Regions from separate parts of the Homo sapiens genome. Here region 2 is linked to region 1. Evidence: read pairs that join two places in POLR2A ChIA-PET (ENCODE). Cell type or tissue: CD4-positive, alpha-beta T cell. All regions are shown on one strand. Links, peaks and the distances in the headings refer to the core of each region. The heading gives the core; the rest is flanking DNA. Region 1 overlaps DGKA (diacylglycerol kinase alpha). Region 2 overlaps SARNP (SAP domain containing ribonucleoprotein).

The links. Peaks named below come from ENCODE experiments on the same cell type or tissue, not always from the same donor. Only the 100,000 strongest peaks of a DNase experiment are listed, where the experiment ranks them.
Region 2: POLR2A ChIA-PET joins it to region 1 with 5 read pairs; 27 of 35 experiments call an interaction of 5 or more read pairs at or near these places.

Annotation. Positions count from the first base shown.
Region 1 is chr12:55,937,108-55,945,438 of GRCh38, reverse strand. DGKA (diacylglycerol kinase alpha) reads right to left here. Exons shown (of 24, transcript NM_001345.5): 4 at 7,896-8,031; 5 at 7,387-7,461; 6 at 6,879-6,928; 7 at 6,450-6,524; 8 at 6,134-6,253; 9 at 5,910-6,024; 10 at 5,269-5,357; 11 at 5,006-5,125; 12 at 4,717-4,815; 13 at 4,459-4,542; 14 at 4,114-4,187; 15 at 3,855-3,929; 16 at 3,356-3,441; 17 at 3,176-3,265. Among named protein-coding and RNA genes, the nearest start is that of DGKA, 10 kb to the right of the region's middle. RefSeq lists enhancers at 4,789-4,878, 4,498-4,998, 4,999-5,499. In CD4-positive, alpha-beta T cell, for the core only: CTCF peaks have their summits at 4,797 and 5,003 (motif pointing right); a DNase peak (open chromatin) is centred at 5,008; H3K27ac peaks cover 3,587 bases.
Region 2 is chr12:55,801,283-55,809,613 of GRCh38, reverse strand. It overlaps SARNP (SAP domain containing ribonucleoprotein), which reads left to right. Exons shown (of 11, transcript NM_033082.4): 2 at 5,886-5,985. Among named protein-coding and RNA genes, the nearest start is that of SARNP, 12 kb to the left of the region's middle. In CD4-positive, alpha-beta T cell, for the core only: no CTCF peak of the experiment used is centred there; no DNase peak of the experiment used is centred there.

The DNA of each region.
Region 1 (8,331 bases), core at 308-8,307:
TTGGCGACAGCAGCAATGGGACGCTAATGCAGACCCTTTAATAACTCCTCTTCCTCTGCTCAACTGTTAAATAGGGTGTTTACCAGGATCTTGCTGTCTTTGTTCACCTTCTCTTACCTCTTTCTCTGGGTAATCTCAGCTACTTTCAGAATGTCAATTACCACCTAGGAGCAGATGACTCTCAAACATGTATCTCCTAAAATATTTGACTTCTCTCCTAAATTCCTGACATGTATTTCTAACCACCCACCACAACATCTCCACCTGCCCCAAACTGAATTTTTCTTCCTTAAACTGGTCTTCCTCCTATATTCCCTGTCTTAATAAATGCCACCCCAAGGTTGGGCACGGTGGCTCACGCATATAATCCCAGCACTTTGGGAGGCAGAGGTGGGCGGATCACCTGAGGTCAGGAGCTCGAGACCAGCCTGGCCAGCATGGTGAAATCTCGTCTCCACTTAAAATACAAAAATTAGCTGGATGTGGTGGTGGACACCTGCAATCCCAGCTACTCGGGAGGGTAAGGCAGGAGAATCGCCGGAACCTGCGAGGTAGAAGTTGCAGTGAGCTGAGATTGTGCCACTGCACTCCAGTCTAGGCAACAGAATGAGACTCTGTCTCAAAAAGATAAATAAATAAAAATAAATAAATGAATAAATGAATAAATAAATGCCACCTCCATCTGCTGAATCCACAAACCTAGGAAATGTCCTAGACTTTTCTCTACCTCCTTCTCCACAACCTATCAGTTATCCAGAGCTGTGGCTTCTACCTCATTAACTCCACTGCTGCTGCCTTGGCTTCTGTATTCATCATCTCTTGTCTGGACTACTGCAAACAGGTAATTTCCTATTCTGTCTCCTTCCTACAATCCATCTTCCACAGAGCTCCCATAGTGATAATCCCTTCAATCCCCCCTCTTCGAACCTTATGATTTTTTCAGTGTCAACATGTTTTCCTTTTTATTTTTTAATTTAAAGTCTCACACTGTTGCCCAGGCTGGAGTGCAGTGGTGCAATCATGGCTCACTACAGCCTCGATCTTTTCAGCTGAAGCAATCCTCCCGCCTCAGCCTCAGCTGGGACTATAGGCATGTGCCACCATGCCTGGCTATTTATTTGTGTGTTTATTTATTTTTAGAGATGAGATCTCACTGTGTCAGCCAGGATTGAGTGCAGTGGCCCAATCATAGCTCATTGCAGCCTGAAACTCCTGGGCTCAAGGAATCCTCCAGCCTCCACCTCCTGAGTTGTTGGGACTACAGGTGCGTGCCACCATGCCCAGCTAATTTTTTAAAAAATATTTTGTAGAGACTTGGTCTCACTTTGTTGTCCAGGCTGGTCTCCAGCTCCTGGCTTAAAGCGATCTTCTGACCTTGGCCTCCCAAAGTGTTGGGATTACAGGAATCAGCCACCGTGCCCAGCCCAACATACATTTTCATTAGTGCTACATTTATATCCTTATTGTCATGATTCAGGTTGAGTTAGCAGAAAACTGCAATGTTTTCTGCTAACTTGTTTGCTTGTTTATGCTAACTTGATTTTTGTTTGCAGAATACAGGGAAGACATAAAATATGTAATTTCAAAATATCTAATATTATAAATGAAGAAGTCAGATGTTGAGGATCTGAAAACTGGTCAAAGAATTGGTTATATGTCTATATATAAAACAAGTTATAATGAGCACTCAGAGATATTTCTTCCTATTTGTTCTTTTAGTTACATCTTTTACTTACATCGAGTTCCCCCTCACTGCTGCTTGTTTGATTGAGTTAAAAAAAAAAGAGAAAAGAAAAAAAAAGAGTTTGCTCATAGTTCAGGGATTGCACACTCAAATACCTGAGTGGCTTGAATGGTAAAGTGGGTTGGGCATGGTGGCTTACACCTGTAATCCCAACATTTTGGGAAGCCTAGGTGGGCAGATCACTTGAGGTCAGGAGTTCAAGACCATCCTGGCTAACATGGTGAAACCTCGTCTCTACTAAAAATACAAAAATTAGCAGGGCGTGATGGCACACACCTGTATTTCCAGCTATTCAGGAGGCTGAGACAGGAGAATCACTTGAACCTGGGAGGCAGAGGTTGCAGTGAGCTGAGATGGCACCACTGCACTCCAGCATGGGCAACAGAGCGAGATTCCATCTCAAGAAAAAAAAAAAAGAAAGGGAAAGTGAATAAGTGACTAGCAGGGAGCCAAGGGGATTGTGATAAACTGAAGAATACATGTCCCACTTAGAAATAATCAAGTACAAAGAAATTGAAAACACTGCAAGGCAACTAATACAAAACAACACAAAATCATTACTGTGGGCTGTCAGCTTGCAATCTCTGACAGGATAAAATTAAAAACTCCCTGGCACAGTATTCATAACCCTCCATCATCTGGACTCTGCTCAACTAGTCTTCCCTCTCCACATTTTCCACCTTTCACCCTATGTCCCAATCATGATGAATGACTTACAGTTCCCCCAATGCACCACCATGTTGTTTGGTGGCTCCTCTGGCCTTACACTACTTCCTCCACCTAGAATGCCTTCCGCTGCCCTTAGCAGATCTCTATTCCCTAAGATCTCCAGCAAGATCTTAGAGCTGGACCCTGAACCCAATAACCTCAACTCCAAGATTCCTCAAACACAATCTGCCCTACACTGACCTCTTTATCTACCAATACCATCCCTCAAACTCCTTCTGTTTGAAAGGCATAAGAGATTAGAAATGGGAGAGCAGTTAGGAGACTATTGCAATACTCTGAAAGAAATCATAGTGAATTAATTAATGACTACCTGGTTAATTGTTTGAATGAGTGAATGAGTCATGACCTGCTAGCTCCATCATTCAGCATCTGGCTTAGCTCTTATACAACCTTCCTTATTCACACATTGTTCCCCACCCCCATATTCCTTGATTCTCTGAGCCATAAGAGTTGGTTGGGAGAAACATAAAAATATTTACAGGAAAGGGGACTATCACCCTTGACCCTTCTAGGTTCAGATTGTGGTCCCTGCTTCTTCCAAAGCTCTCTTCTTTTTGGACATTCCACTTTTGTATCCACCTGTCTGTGCCCCTCTTCTTCCCCAATCCTTTCCATACCAGATGCCTAGTTTCTTCTCTAAGTGCCTTTCCCTTCCTACACAACTCCTCTCAGCCTACAGCAAAACAATTTCTAACCACTTACCTCCTCCCCATCTTAGGCATCGAGCCAGATCATTTCCAGTACCCAGGGGCAACACAGCAACAGGAGGCAAAACTGGCAAGTTAGCTTTGTCTGCGGAGGCAGGTGAAGAGAAGGATGGAGTGAGTTAGCTCTGCAAGACTACGACCCCAATACCTTCCCCACGCCCCTCCCTGCACTGACCAATGGTCTCTAGAATCCAGCCTACTGTGCCGTCTCCACCACACACCAAAATCCGGCTATCAGGAACATCCTTGAATAATCGGAGCCTGAGACAAAGGGGAGAGAGAATATGAAGAAGGATAACAGGACTGAGGCTACCCAAGTCCTGAGCAGGCAGATTGCTTCTTGTCTCTCATTCCGTAGGACCCTCCTCCTTTTTGTCAAAAGACTTGAGTTTCTATGAAGGTCACAGAAAAGAACAATGGGGAAAGTTATAGCCACTCCTCAGTGGTTAGGGAAAAATTGGATCTTCATTCTTTGAGAGCAGGACAAAGATGGGCCAGAGAGCTCGGAGGATGGGATACCCAGTGACCCTAGGGAAGGAAATATTCTGAATTCTGGCCTCTTGGGGATCTCTAGCCCTCCTCTCCCAATCTGCACTCTTTCCTGCACTCTCCTAACATATACAGATACACAGACCCACGAAAACACTGTGATACAGTCCCTAACCTGTGCTCACCCTATCTCAGGACCATCCTTTAGGAGGTTGAACACCTGTCGAGGGTTTAATATATACTGGAACTTCCAGAGCACCCTGTGTGTGGGAAAAAGAAAAGTTCATGGCAGGCGCGGGGGTTGGGGGTGATCTTCTGAACCTCACCCTCTTTGTGTGTTCCTCAAGGTATGCCCCTCCAGACACACACATCCCCTTCCACCTTCTAAGTGTTGCAGGCAGGCCCTGCCTCTCATCTTAGAAGACCCAATATATTTCTCCTCACCTTTGCCCCTGCTTCCCGCCACTCTTAGGATTGACAAAGACGAGAAGTGGGTGGGTGTTAGGAACAGGGTCAATCTGCATTGGGGGAAGAAAATAAGGACAAAGAAAGCAGGATTTTGTCAGAGTTAAGGTGGGCCCAGGAGACAGGGGCAGAGGGCTAGCATTCCACCAAGATATTTCCCCCCTCCCTCCTGTTTCCCTCCCCTTCCCTCCCCTACCATGGTGGAGTTTCTGGAGAGTGAGCATCAACCGCTCCCCACCAGGCTCTCCCACTTCATTCCCACCCATGAGGGCTCCAGTGAAAAACCTGCCCCCATCATGAAGCCCAAGACTCTCAGCCCTGTACCCGCAGAGCCTCAGAGGTGCTCAAATTTAAATCATCCATGGTCTTCTGGCTTGTTTTGCTATTTTTACGATCCGGTCCAGAGGCCTGGGAGGGGAAGAAAGTAGAGGGAAGAAAAGCTGTATTGTGCATGAATCCCTAAATAGAGGGGTCTGACTTGAATCCTAAAAGTATGAGCTCTCTATTCTAAATGCCACTCTGTGCGTGTGGGAAATCGGGGAGGCACTCCTGTCCCCTCCCCGCTGCTGCCGAGGGTCTCACCAGGACACTGGGATAGATGGAAGATGGAGGCAGGATGTGATCCCGGAGCAGCCCACAGTCACACTCATGGCCCACCGCTTGCAGGCAGTCATCGTGGATCTGAAAGACGAGGTGGGCACAGAGAGATCACGAAGGTAACCCTGTCTCCTCTCAACCTGGCAGTCTGGGCTGGAAAGAGCCCTTGGGAGCAGGGGCAACTGTGCCTGTAAAGGAGGTGTGGCCGGAGGCCCGTGGAGAAGGCAGCTCTGCGGGGTAAGACGCACCCAGAAGGGATGGCTCCCAAACTGACCTCTAGGTGGCACCATACACAATGCAGCCCGGTCAGACTGTGGTAGATCCGGATCTTTTTCTGACAGCGGTCGCAGCGCCCGGACTCACAGCCTCCTCGCACCCACACATGTGATTGGACCTTGGGGAGAAAGGCAGTTCCTTGTCTGGCAGGGTCTGAGCAGGACCTAGGGGAGGGAGGGGCTGAGGGCAGCAATGGGCCAAGGGCCAGGGCCAGGGCCAGGATGTAGGTGATGTTGGGGGTGGAGGCATGAGATCACTCACACCAATGTCCTTCCGAGACTTGGCATAGGTGCTGACTTCACAAGGCAGGGCTTTCATGGCACACTGGTCGTGAACAGTGTACTTACAGACTGAGGGAGAAGGAAGAAGTTGGGAGGCTTAGCTGAGCCTCTCCCCCTATTTCCTTCTTACCTGAGGGTGAGGCAGGATCAGATATGTGATCCCTTGCTTGAGGGTGTAGCAGAATAAAAGTTCGGGGTGAAGTGCCCACCTCCAAAACCCACGCCTTTTCCTTACTCTTCCTCCTAAAAGATCAGCTGCTACTGCATGCCTGCCCCACACCATCCATGTGCCAGGCAGGAACTGAGCTGGATAATGCTTGGGAGGCCCAGGTCTAACAGCAACAGTAATCATAATAGATATTTTTTATTGCATTTTATAGTATGTGCATGCACCATCTGAAGCACTTTTCTTGCACCAACTTTTTTAATGCTCACAATTACCTCATTTTCAGTTGAGGAAACTAAGGCTTAAAGAAGTGATGTGGCTTTCCCAAGGTCACATAACTAGTCAGTGGCAGAGCCCAGGATTCAAACCTAGGTCTTTTCTAAGTTTACAGCATCAAGCTCCCACAGATAGCTGGGCTGACCCTCTTCCCCTACCTCCCAGCTCCCATTACTCACGGTTACAGCTCAGTCCCTGTTTGCCAAGACCAATGCTTGACTCGCACAGATTGCAGTAGACTGGTCTGGGGAACCTCTTGGGCCTCCACATGTGCTGTCCGTCGTCCTTCAGAGTCTAGGAAGGCACAGTAGATGCTAGGGAGTGTCAAAGCCCTTACAGGGCCAATCCGGGCAAGCATAACCCAAGGCTGTCTTACTCATCCCCCAAAGTCTCTCCTACTCACCATCTCCAGACCCAGCAGCACTAGCAGTGGCACGGTGGTGGCCCCAGCCCGGACCCACTCAGCTTGAGAGACAGAGCCACTGCCATCATAGTCAATCTCTTTCATCATCTCCTGAAGAATCTGAGCACAGAGTGGAAAGGGACTTTCAGTATGAGTGGGTCTTCAGACCCAACACCTCTCCACTGCCTCTTAGGATATCCAGCCCAGCCATCCTAGCCAAGGGAACCAGGTTGCCTGTCAGAGATGAAGTAAGGCAGATGCAGGACTCACCAGGGAAGAAGGTACAAGAAGGGACATGAAGGAAGAGCTGCCTTACCGGCCTCAGCTCAGACACATCCCAATCCAGGTATTCAGCCACTCGCATCATCTGTAGGATAATTTTGTCCACTTCCTGGAGCAAAAAGGGCAAGAGCCACAGCCATATCCCCTTTACTACCACCATCCAAACTCTTTTCCAGAAATCAGTGTTCCTGGGTTCCACCCCAGATTCACACCTCTCATTCTCAGGTATGTCTGCCAAGTAAATAAATGTGTTTGTATGTTTGTAAGGCAGACCCAATTCATGTATCCAGCATTCTCTTTGAGGGGTCAAGAGCTTGGGACTTACTTTCAAATTTAGTCCTAGAGGACTCAACCTCTCCCCCCATCCTCTTCTGTTTCTTAAGACCCTGGAAGAGTTGGGGCAGGAGGGTGCAGACAAATTAACACATATTCCCTTGCCCAGCATACAGGGTCCCCAACTCACTGAGCTGTCCAGGATCCCATTTCTGTCCGTGTCGTACAGCTTGAAGGTGACTGTGGGGTGTTTTAGGGGGGCCAGGGTCAGTTTGTGAGAGATACCCAAAGAATTCATACCAGAATATGGGGGAAACAAAGAGACAGGGAGAGAGCTTTTGGGTGAGAAGCCTAGAGCCTGGGATGGGACTGAGAGAGAGACAAAAAGGAAAGGAAAACAGGCATGGACTCTACCCTCAGTGAATGTGTCAGGGGAGACAATACATAATCCATATCCCAAGGACATCCTAGGCCGCCTACATGGGAATGCACAAGACATGGGTACTGGGGTGACTATGGTGAAGGGTATTAGGTATAAATAGTCTGGGAGAACACAGGAAATGGGCTCATTCTCTGGCCCCACCTTTGTCTAGACCTGTCAGCCTTTAGGAATCCTGAAGGAATAAGGGAAAGGAGGATGGGAAACACCTCTCTCTCCCTTCACTGCCCTGCCACCTCACTTCAGAAGGGCAACTCACATTCTAACTTGTCTTCTGGCCGACCACCCTCCAGAAGGGAAAAGTAGCAGGAAACATCATTGAGACACACCACATCTGGTTACAAAAAAGCAGATCAGAAGTCAGGGCTCCCTCCACTTTGGCTCATGTTTTATCCTTTGTTTGTCCCACCTCTCCCTTTTTTTAAAAAAAAGATTTACTGATTTTTTTGAGAGACAGGGTCTTGCTCTGTCACTGAGGCTGGAGTGCAGTGGCATGATTACTGCTCACTGCACCTTGAACTCCTGGCCTCAAGCAATCCTCCCACCTCAGCTTCCCAAAGTGCTGGGACTACAGGTGTGAGCCACTGCCCTCGACTTACCTTTCCCCTTTACCTTTCCTCCCTTTAGCTCCTAGACCAGCCTGACTATTCTCCACCAATTTCCCCCAACCTGCACAACGTGTGACTCAAGTTAATTCTCAACCCCAAATCCATACTAGTTTGATTTTTCTGCCAGAGGCTTAGCCCAGTCCTACCTGCTTGACCATACCTTTTGTCACATTTGTCTCATTTAAGCAGTGACCAGTCTCAAAGGATTGAAACAGTGCCAGGCTTAGGTGTCTGGGAACATTATCCACTTCGAGATAGATTTTCAGGAATTGCTGGAATCCCTCGTACCCAATGGCCTATAATGAGAGTGAGCATTATCCTGGGGAGTCTGCAAGGTCAGAGCTGGGGCTGAAGAATTGGGAGTAGCGGGGACAGGGATAATAAATGCAGAGCTGAGAAGCATCTGAGGCAGGAGTATGGTTTCTTTGATTAAGTCCTGAGTTAATAGAATCCCTTGTTTTATCCTAAAGCAATAGTCAGAGTGACAATGGACACTAGGGTATCTCTAGAGGGGATAGTGAGGGGCAGGCCCAGAATAATTCCTGGAAGTTGGGGATCAAAAACAAAGATGGGAAGAGTTGATCAAGAAGAAGATT
Region 2 (8,331 bases), core at 136-8,135, 140 kb after region 1:
GCCTGGCTAGTTTTTTGTTTTTTGAGAGACAGGGTCTCACTGTGTTGCCCAGGCTGGTCTTGAACTCCTAGGCTCAAGTGATCCTCCTGCGTCGACCTCCCAAAGTACTAGGATGACAGATGTGAATCACTGTGCCTACCTAGCTGGTTTTTTTTGTTTATTTTCTTCTTGGGACAGGGTCTTACTGTGTTGCCCAGGCTGGAGTGCAGTGGCATGATCATGGCTCATTGCAGCCTCAGCCTCCCAGACCCAAGTGATCTTTCCATCTCAGCCACCTGAGTAGCTGGGACTGTAGGCACATGCGACTATGCTCGGCTAATTTTTTTTTTTCAATAGCCTTACTGAGATACAATTCACGTACCATACAATTCATTCAGTATACTTGTTAAAATATTTTTTGTTTGTTTTGAGATAGGGTCTCCCTTTGTTACCCAGGCTGGAGTGCAGTGGCATGATCTCGGCTCACTGCAGCCTCGACTTCCTGGACTCAGGCCATCCTCCAGCTTTAGCCCCTCAAGTAGCTGGGACTACAGGCACATGCCACCATGCCTGGCTGTTTTTGTATTTTTAGTAGAGATGGGATTTCAACATATTGTCCAGGCTGGTCTCGAACTCCTGGACTCAAGTGATCTGCCCACCTCTAGCCTCCCAAAGTGTTGGAGCCAAAACATTTCAAATCAAATCAAATCAATTTAGAAAAATGGGATAAGATTTTATGTTAGTTCCTATTTTAAGTTTTAAAAGGTTTTAGTTCTGCTAATGTAATTGTGCTGAAATACGTGCAAAAAGAAATTACATCATTTTCAGCTGTTTTATGTTTTTATTCATCTGTTTCTCATTCATTCATTCTTTTGAGGCCAGGTATTGCTGTGTTGCCCAGGCTGGAGTACAGTGGTGTGATCACAGTTCATAGCAGCCTTGACCTCCCAGGTTCAAGCGTTCCTCCCACCTCAGCTTCCCTAGTAGCTGGGACCACAGGCGTGTGCTACCTTGTGTGACTAATTAAAAAAAAAATTTGGCTGGGCGTGGTGGCTCATGTCTGTAATCCCAGCACTTTGGGAGGCCGAGGCGGGTGGATCACCTGAGGTCGAGAGTTCGAGACTAGCCTGACCAACATGGGAAAACACTAAATTAGCCAGGCATGGTGGCGCGTGTGTGTAATCCCAGCTACTCGGGAGGCTGAGGCAGAATTGCTTGAACTCGGGAGGTGGAGGTTGCGGTGAGCCAAGATCACGCCATTGCACTCCAGCCTGGGCAGCAAGAGTGAAACTCCATCTCAAAAAAAAAAAAATTGTAGGAACAGGGTCTCACTCTGTTGCCCAGGCTGTTCTTGAACTCCGGGGCTCAAAGCTGTCCTCCTGCCTCAGCCTTCCAACTTGCAGGGACTACAGGCATGAGCCACCATGCCCAGCCTCTATTTTCCTTTTAAAATAATGTCTATTTTCCTTTTAAAATAACGTCCTAGTATATGAGAAGAACTCACTATATAACAAAAGAAGTAATACAACTATGTAAAAGCTGTGTGTAGGCTGGGCACAGTGGCTCACGCCTCACTACAAATGATATATGTAAATGTTAAGTGATCTGTAAGTGCTGGGATTACATACGACTTTTATTTTCCTCTAAACTTTTCAGAATTTTCTAACTATTCTACAGTGAACATAATACTTTTATAACAAACAAAAAATTTAAAGTGTAATTAAGATCAAAAGACTTGTTCTCCAGGAAGTGGGAAGAAAATAATGTATCAGTGTGAGAAAGATCAAGATTCTTAAAAAAAATTTTTTTTTTTTTTTTTTTGAGACAAAGTCTCGCTCTGTCACCCCGGTGGAAGTACAGTGGCACGATCTCGGCTCACTGCAAGCTCCGCCTCCCGGGTTCACGCCGTTCTCCTGCCTCAGCCTCCTGAGGAGCTGGGACTACAGGCGCCCGCCACCGCGCCCGGCTAATTTTTTTTTTTTTTTTTTGTATTTTTAGTAGAGACGGGGTTTCACCGTGCTAGCCAGGATGGTCTCTATCTCCTGACCTCATGATCCGCCTGCCTCGGCCTCTCAAAGTGCTGGGATTACAGGAGTGAGCCACCACGCCCGACCAAAAATTTTTTTTAATAGAGATGGCATCTCATGGTGTTTCCCAGGCTGGTCTCTAACTTCTGGATTCAGGCAATCCTCCCGCCTTGGCCTCACAAGGGGCTGGAATTGTAAGCATAAGCCACCAAGATCAAGATTGTTACTTAATAAATGGACATTAAAGATCACTTATAATGTTACTTAAGGCGTGGTTCACAGTCCTTGGGGTGCTGGTCCATGAACTAGCTGTTCCTGGTTAGTAGTGAGATAAATACAAAAACCGAGTGTAAGCTTTTAGAAAGTTTTATAGCAGTTTGATGTCACTGCTATATCCAAGTCACTACGCTCATTTTTGTAGTAATTGATTTTTATTGTTATTGCGAAAGTATTGCTCCGTGACCTGATTGGAATATTGTAAAAAGCAACCTTATCAGCCTACCTATTTAAAAGTACATTGAGCTGGGCACAGTGGTGTGTACCTGTAGTCCCAGCTGGAGGTTCGGGTGGGAGGATTTCTTGAGTTCAAGAGTTTAAGTTCAGCCCGGGCAACATGGCGAGACCACTGTCTCTAAAAATAAATAAAATAAAAAATGCATTGATTTGTGAAACTCTCAAATCTGAGACCAGTGATTTAGTACTTAATAAATATAAAGCATTTTTTGGCTGTCAAGCACTGTTCTAAATGCTTTATAAAATTCTTGATTTAAGGCCGGGCGCGGTGGCTCATGCCTGTAATCCCAACACTTTGGGAGGCGGAGGCAGGTGGATCACAAGGTCAGGAGTTCGAGACCAGCCTGGCCAATATGGTGAAACCCCGTCTCTACTAAAAATACAAAAATTAGCTGGACATGGTGGCATGCGCCTGTAGTCCCAGCTAATCGGGAGGCAGAGGTTGCAGTGAGCTGAGGTCGTGCCATTGCACTCCAGCATGGGTGATAGAGCGAGACTCCGTCTCAAGAAATTTTTTTTTTCCTTTAATTTATGGTTCACACCTGTAATCCCAGAACTTTGGGAGACCAAGGCAGGTGGATCACTTGAGGTCAGGAGTTTGAGACCAGCCTAGTCAACATGGTAAAACCCTGCTTCTAGTAAAAATACAAAAATTAGCCAGGCATGGTGGCACATGCCTATAATCCCAGCTACTCAGGAGGCTGAGGCAGGACAGTTGCTTGAACCTGGAACGCAGAGGTTGCAGTGAGCCGAGATCATGCCACTGTACTCCAGCCAGGGCACCAGAGCAAGACTCCGTCTCAAAAAAAAAAAAAAAAATTTTTTTTAATTTAGTCTTCATAACAACCCTATGAAATAGGTACTGTTATCATTCCCATTTCACAAGTAAGGAAACTGAGGCATAGAGAGGTGAAGTTATTCACATAAGGTTACAAGTAGTAAAACTGGAATTCAAACCTAAGTAGTCTGGCTTCAGAGGCTATGCTCTCCAGTCACTCTGCAGTCATTTTTTTTTTTAAAACTGGCAAAAGCCTTAAAAATAATTTTTTTTTTTTTTGAGACAGAATTTTGTTCTTGGCATCCAGGCTGGAGCGCAATGATGTGATCTCGGCTCACTGCAACCTCTGCGTCCCAGGTTCAAGCTGTTCTCCTGCCTCAGCCTCCTCAATAGCTGGGATTACAGGCATGTGCCACCATGCCTGGCTAGTTTTGTATTTTATATTTTTATTTTTATTTTTATTTATTTTTTTGAGACAGTCTCACTCTTTCACCTGCTGGAGTGCAATGGCACGATTTTGGCTCACTGCAACCTCCGCCTCCCAGGTTTAAGCAATTCTTTTGTCTCAGCCTCCTGAATAGCTGGGTGAATATAAGCACCTGCCACCATGCCCAGCTAATATTTGTATTTTTAGTAGAGACAGGGTTTCACCGTGTTGGCCAGGCTGGTCTTGAACTCCTGACTTCAGTTGATCTGCCTGCCTAGGCCCCCCAAAGTGCTGGGATTACAGGCGTGAGCCACCGCACCTGGTCTAGTTTTGTAGTTTTAGTAGAGACAGGGTTTCACCATGTTAGCTAGGCTGCTGTTGAACTCCTGACCTCAGATGATCTGCCCGCCTTGGCCTCCCAGAGTGCTGGGATAACAGGCGTGAGCCACTGTCCCTGGCCTAAAAATAATTTTTAATGGGTGATTACCTACCATGTTCCTCAGTAGAGGTTGCTTTCAGCTTGTTGGGTTGGGCAGTTCTGTTCATAGCATCCCTGCCTGCCCGCCCCACTCACTAAATGCTTTGCTAGTCGTTGTAATATGTTTTATTTATTTTATTTATTTATTTTTGAGACGGAGTCTCGCACTTTCGCCCAGGCTGGAGTGTAGTGGTCGATCTCAGCTCGCTGCAAGTTCCGCCTCCAGGGTTCACGCCATTCTTCTGCCTCAGCCTCCCGAGTAGCTGGGACTACAGGCGCCTGCCACCACGCCTGGCTAATTTTTGTATTTTTAGTAGAGACGGGGTTTCACTGTGTTAGCCAGGATGGTCTCGATCTTCTAACCTTGTGATCCACTCGCCTCGGCCTCCCAAAGTGCTGGGATTACAGGCGTGAGCCACCGCGCCCGGCCATTGTGATATGTTTTAAAAAACTCTCCACTTTTCATTATGAAATGTTCTCCTAGCTGAAAAACGTAGAGATGCAGAGCATCCTCCATAGTTGTAAAATTTTTTGTCTATAGGAGTCTGCCTTCTAGCTTCTACTGATTGGTCATAGATCTGTACTCCAAAACAAAAAAGGTCATCTTTCAGACCAAAGATCTATCTGTGTGTTGATCTGCATATAGAATTTCTGGAGCCTTTCTTTCCTGCTTGTTCTCCTGGGTCAGCATGTCGTTGTGCTTCGTAAAATAAGAGTATAGAGCCCAGTAAGGCCATTACATCGTTTATTATGGAGTCTATATTTCAGTTACCTATGACTTATAGGTAGCAAATCATACTGTTAACCTTCTTTGCCTAAAATTCTGATGTCTTTATCCTTTGAGTTACTATTGAGCCAATCCTCCCTTACCCAGTTTTTATATAACTGAAGTTTTGAATCTAAGTGTAGGAAGTTATATGTATACCTTATTCCTACTAAATTGAGTCTTTGTTTTGGCTTATTATTAGTCCTGAAGAAGTGTTTTTTTTTTTTTCTGTTTCCGTGTTGCATTTTTTAAGCTTAGTTATGTCAATAATCCATCAATTCTCCTTCCTCCTATTGTCTGTAAAATTGATGAACATAGCTTTTATATCTTTAGATAAGTTAAATCTTCAGCAGAACTCTATGGTATGCCATTAGATATTTCTTCCCATTTTGACACAGATCCTTTAATCAATTCATTGTTCACATTAGCTAATGCATCTACCTAATTCTATGGTGGTTAGACCTGTATGCATGTATATGGTAGATTGTAATAACGGATCTGGGATAATAAGTGGTAAGGAGAATCTGCTTTTAGATCATTGGATTTTCTACTTGAAGGTTCATTCTTCCAATATGCTGGCTGCCACAGTAGTCTTAAGAAAAAAACCTTTTTCCCCCCTCAGAATATTTAGAAATAACTAGAGATTTGTGACAGTTAGTAGGTATACAAATAGATGAGGTTTTTTATTAAAGTGTGATGTTTATTCTTCAGCATCTGTTAGGCAGTTCCTCTTGTATATTGAATATCGTTAGAGGAAAATGGATCATCTTTGTGGACCTAGAGCCTTGGTAGAATTAAGGGCAGTAATTTGGGATGGAACTTCATTTTCTTTTTTTCTTTTCCTTGTGGGAACTACCATTTTATTCACTGGTGTTCATCCTGTTAACTAAGGAAAAGTTTTATTTTTTTCCCCTCAGCTTGCCGAACTAAAGCAAGAATGTCTTGCTCGTGGTTTGGAGACCAAGGGAATAAAGCAAGATCTTATCCACAGACTCCAGGCATATCTTGAAGAACATGGTGAGTACTTTGTGGAGGCGGAGTGATGTGAGTGAGGGGATTTTCAGGCTTTGACACTGAAAAGATTTCTTTTTTTTTTTTCAGGTCATTAGCAATGTAAGCTCTTAATTAACGGCATCAAGAAAACTCTCTCTTTTTTTTTTTTGAGATGGAGTCTTGCTCTGTTGCCCAGGCTGGAGTGCAGTGACGCAGTTTCAGCTCATTGCAACCTCTGTCTCCCGGCTTCAACCAATTCTCCTGTCTCAGCCTCCCAAGCAGCTGGGACTACAGGCGAGCACCACCATGCCTGGCTGATTTTTGTATTTTTAGTAGAGACGGGGTTTCACCATATTGGTTGGGCTGGTCTAGAATTCCTGACCTCAGGTGAGCCACCCGCCTCAGCCTCCCAAAGTGCTGGGATTACAGTTGTGAGCCACCGCGCCCAGCCATCTTGTACAACCTACATCTTAGGTTGTACAAGTCCTCTATCTAATTTTTATTTACGTATTCCCTTTTATTTCTATTCCTCATTTCACTTTCTCCCCAACCCATTTAGGCACCCGTTCTAATGTGTTTGAATGTATTTTTTTGGTGTTTTTCCTGGTAAACTATGTAGTGTTGTTTTGTAGAATGTTTTCATTTATATAATTGGTAATTACATAACTGGCCATAGCCTTGCTTTATTTCTCATTTTTTTCACTAAGTATTGTGTTTTTTTTTTTTTAAAGATGCGTCCATGTGGAATGTGACTGTGTAGTTATCTAGTCTGTTGATTCTAATTCCTGCATAGCATTCAATGATGGATAACCACACATTTTACTTAATTCACTCGGTGACAGAAAATTTTATTGCCACCAAGCCTCTGCTACTATAAGTGATACTACTTATAGTATACTATATGTATATAATAGTATATAGTATATATTATACTATGGGTTGAGTGTTATATATTTGAAATGCTTGGGACTAGAAGTGTTTCAGATTTTAGTTTTTTCGGATTTTGGAATATTTGTGTATATATATAATGAGATATCTTGGGGGTGAGATCCAAGCCTAAACACAAAATTTATTTGTTTCTTATCCACATATCTGAAAGTAGTTTTATACAGTATTTAAAATAATTTTGTACATGAAACAAAGTTTTGACTGTGACCCATTGCATGAGGTTAGGTGTGGGGTTTTCCACTTGTATCATATCAGCCTTCAGAAAGTTTTAGATTTAGGAGCATTTTAGGTTTTGAATTTTCAGATTGGTGATGCTTAACCTGTAGGATATAGTATACTATATCCTATATACTAATAGTATATAGTATATTATTATGAACTACTTATTTTATGCTCTTATGTTCCTGTGAAAGTCTTTTTGGGGTATATGCCCAAGAATGGTATTGCTAATTAATATTCATAAATATATACTTAATGTGACTAAGGACTCCCAAATTATTTTCCAGAATTGCTCTGTAGATCTGCAGTCTCATTACTAGTACATAAGGGTTCTTGTATCTTCACAAACCTAAACTTGGCACTGTCCTATCAAGTGGCCTAAGTTTTGCTAATTTGTTGGCTGTTTTATGTTCTCCATGAAAAAAGTTTAAACATTTCACAATTCTTTGGGTTTCTTCTTTGCCCATTTTTCTGTTGAGGTTCCCATAATTTGCCTGTTGGCTTGCAGGCATTTCTTTTATATTCTAATAACTATTGTTTTGTTGATTTTAGGCACAAATATCTTCTTTGGCTGTGCGGGGTGGTTCATGCCTGTAACTCAGCACTTTGGGAGGCTAAGGTGGTATGATCTCTTGAGGCCCGGAGTTTGAGACCAGTCTGGGCAGCATAGTGAGATCCCATCTCTAAGAAAAATAATAAAATTAGCTGGGTGTGGTGATGTGCACCTGTAGTCCTACCTACTTGGGAGGCTAAGGCAGGAGGATCCCTTGAGCCCAGGAGGGGGAGGCTGCAGGGAGCTGTGATTGTGCCATTGCACTTTATCTGGGCGACAGAGTAAGACTCTGTCTCAACAAAAACAAATGTCTTGTCATTTGTCTTTTAAGTTTCTTTGTGCTATCCTTAAGTAGAAGTACTTAGTTTTGAAAAATCTTCAATTTTTCACCTCTTACTTTTGGTTCTGGGTTGTTTTTCTTTTAAACAAATCTTTCCCCACCACTAAATCTCAAAGATACTTTTCCACATACTTTTTTTGTTTGTTATTCAAGACTGGGTCTTGCTCTGTCACCCAGGCTGGAGTGCAGTGACATGATCTCAGCTCACTGCAGCCTCTGCCTTCTGGGTTCAAGTAATGTTCCCACTTCAGCCTCCCCAGTAGCTAAGACTATAGGCGCACACCCCCACACCCAGCTAATTTTTTTATGT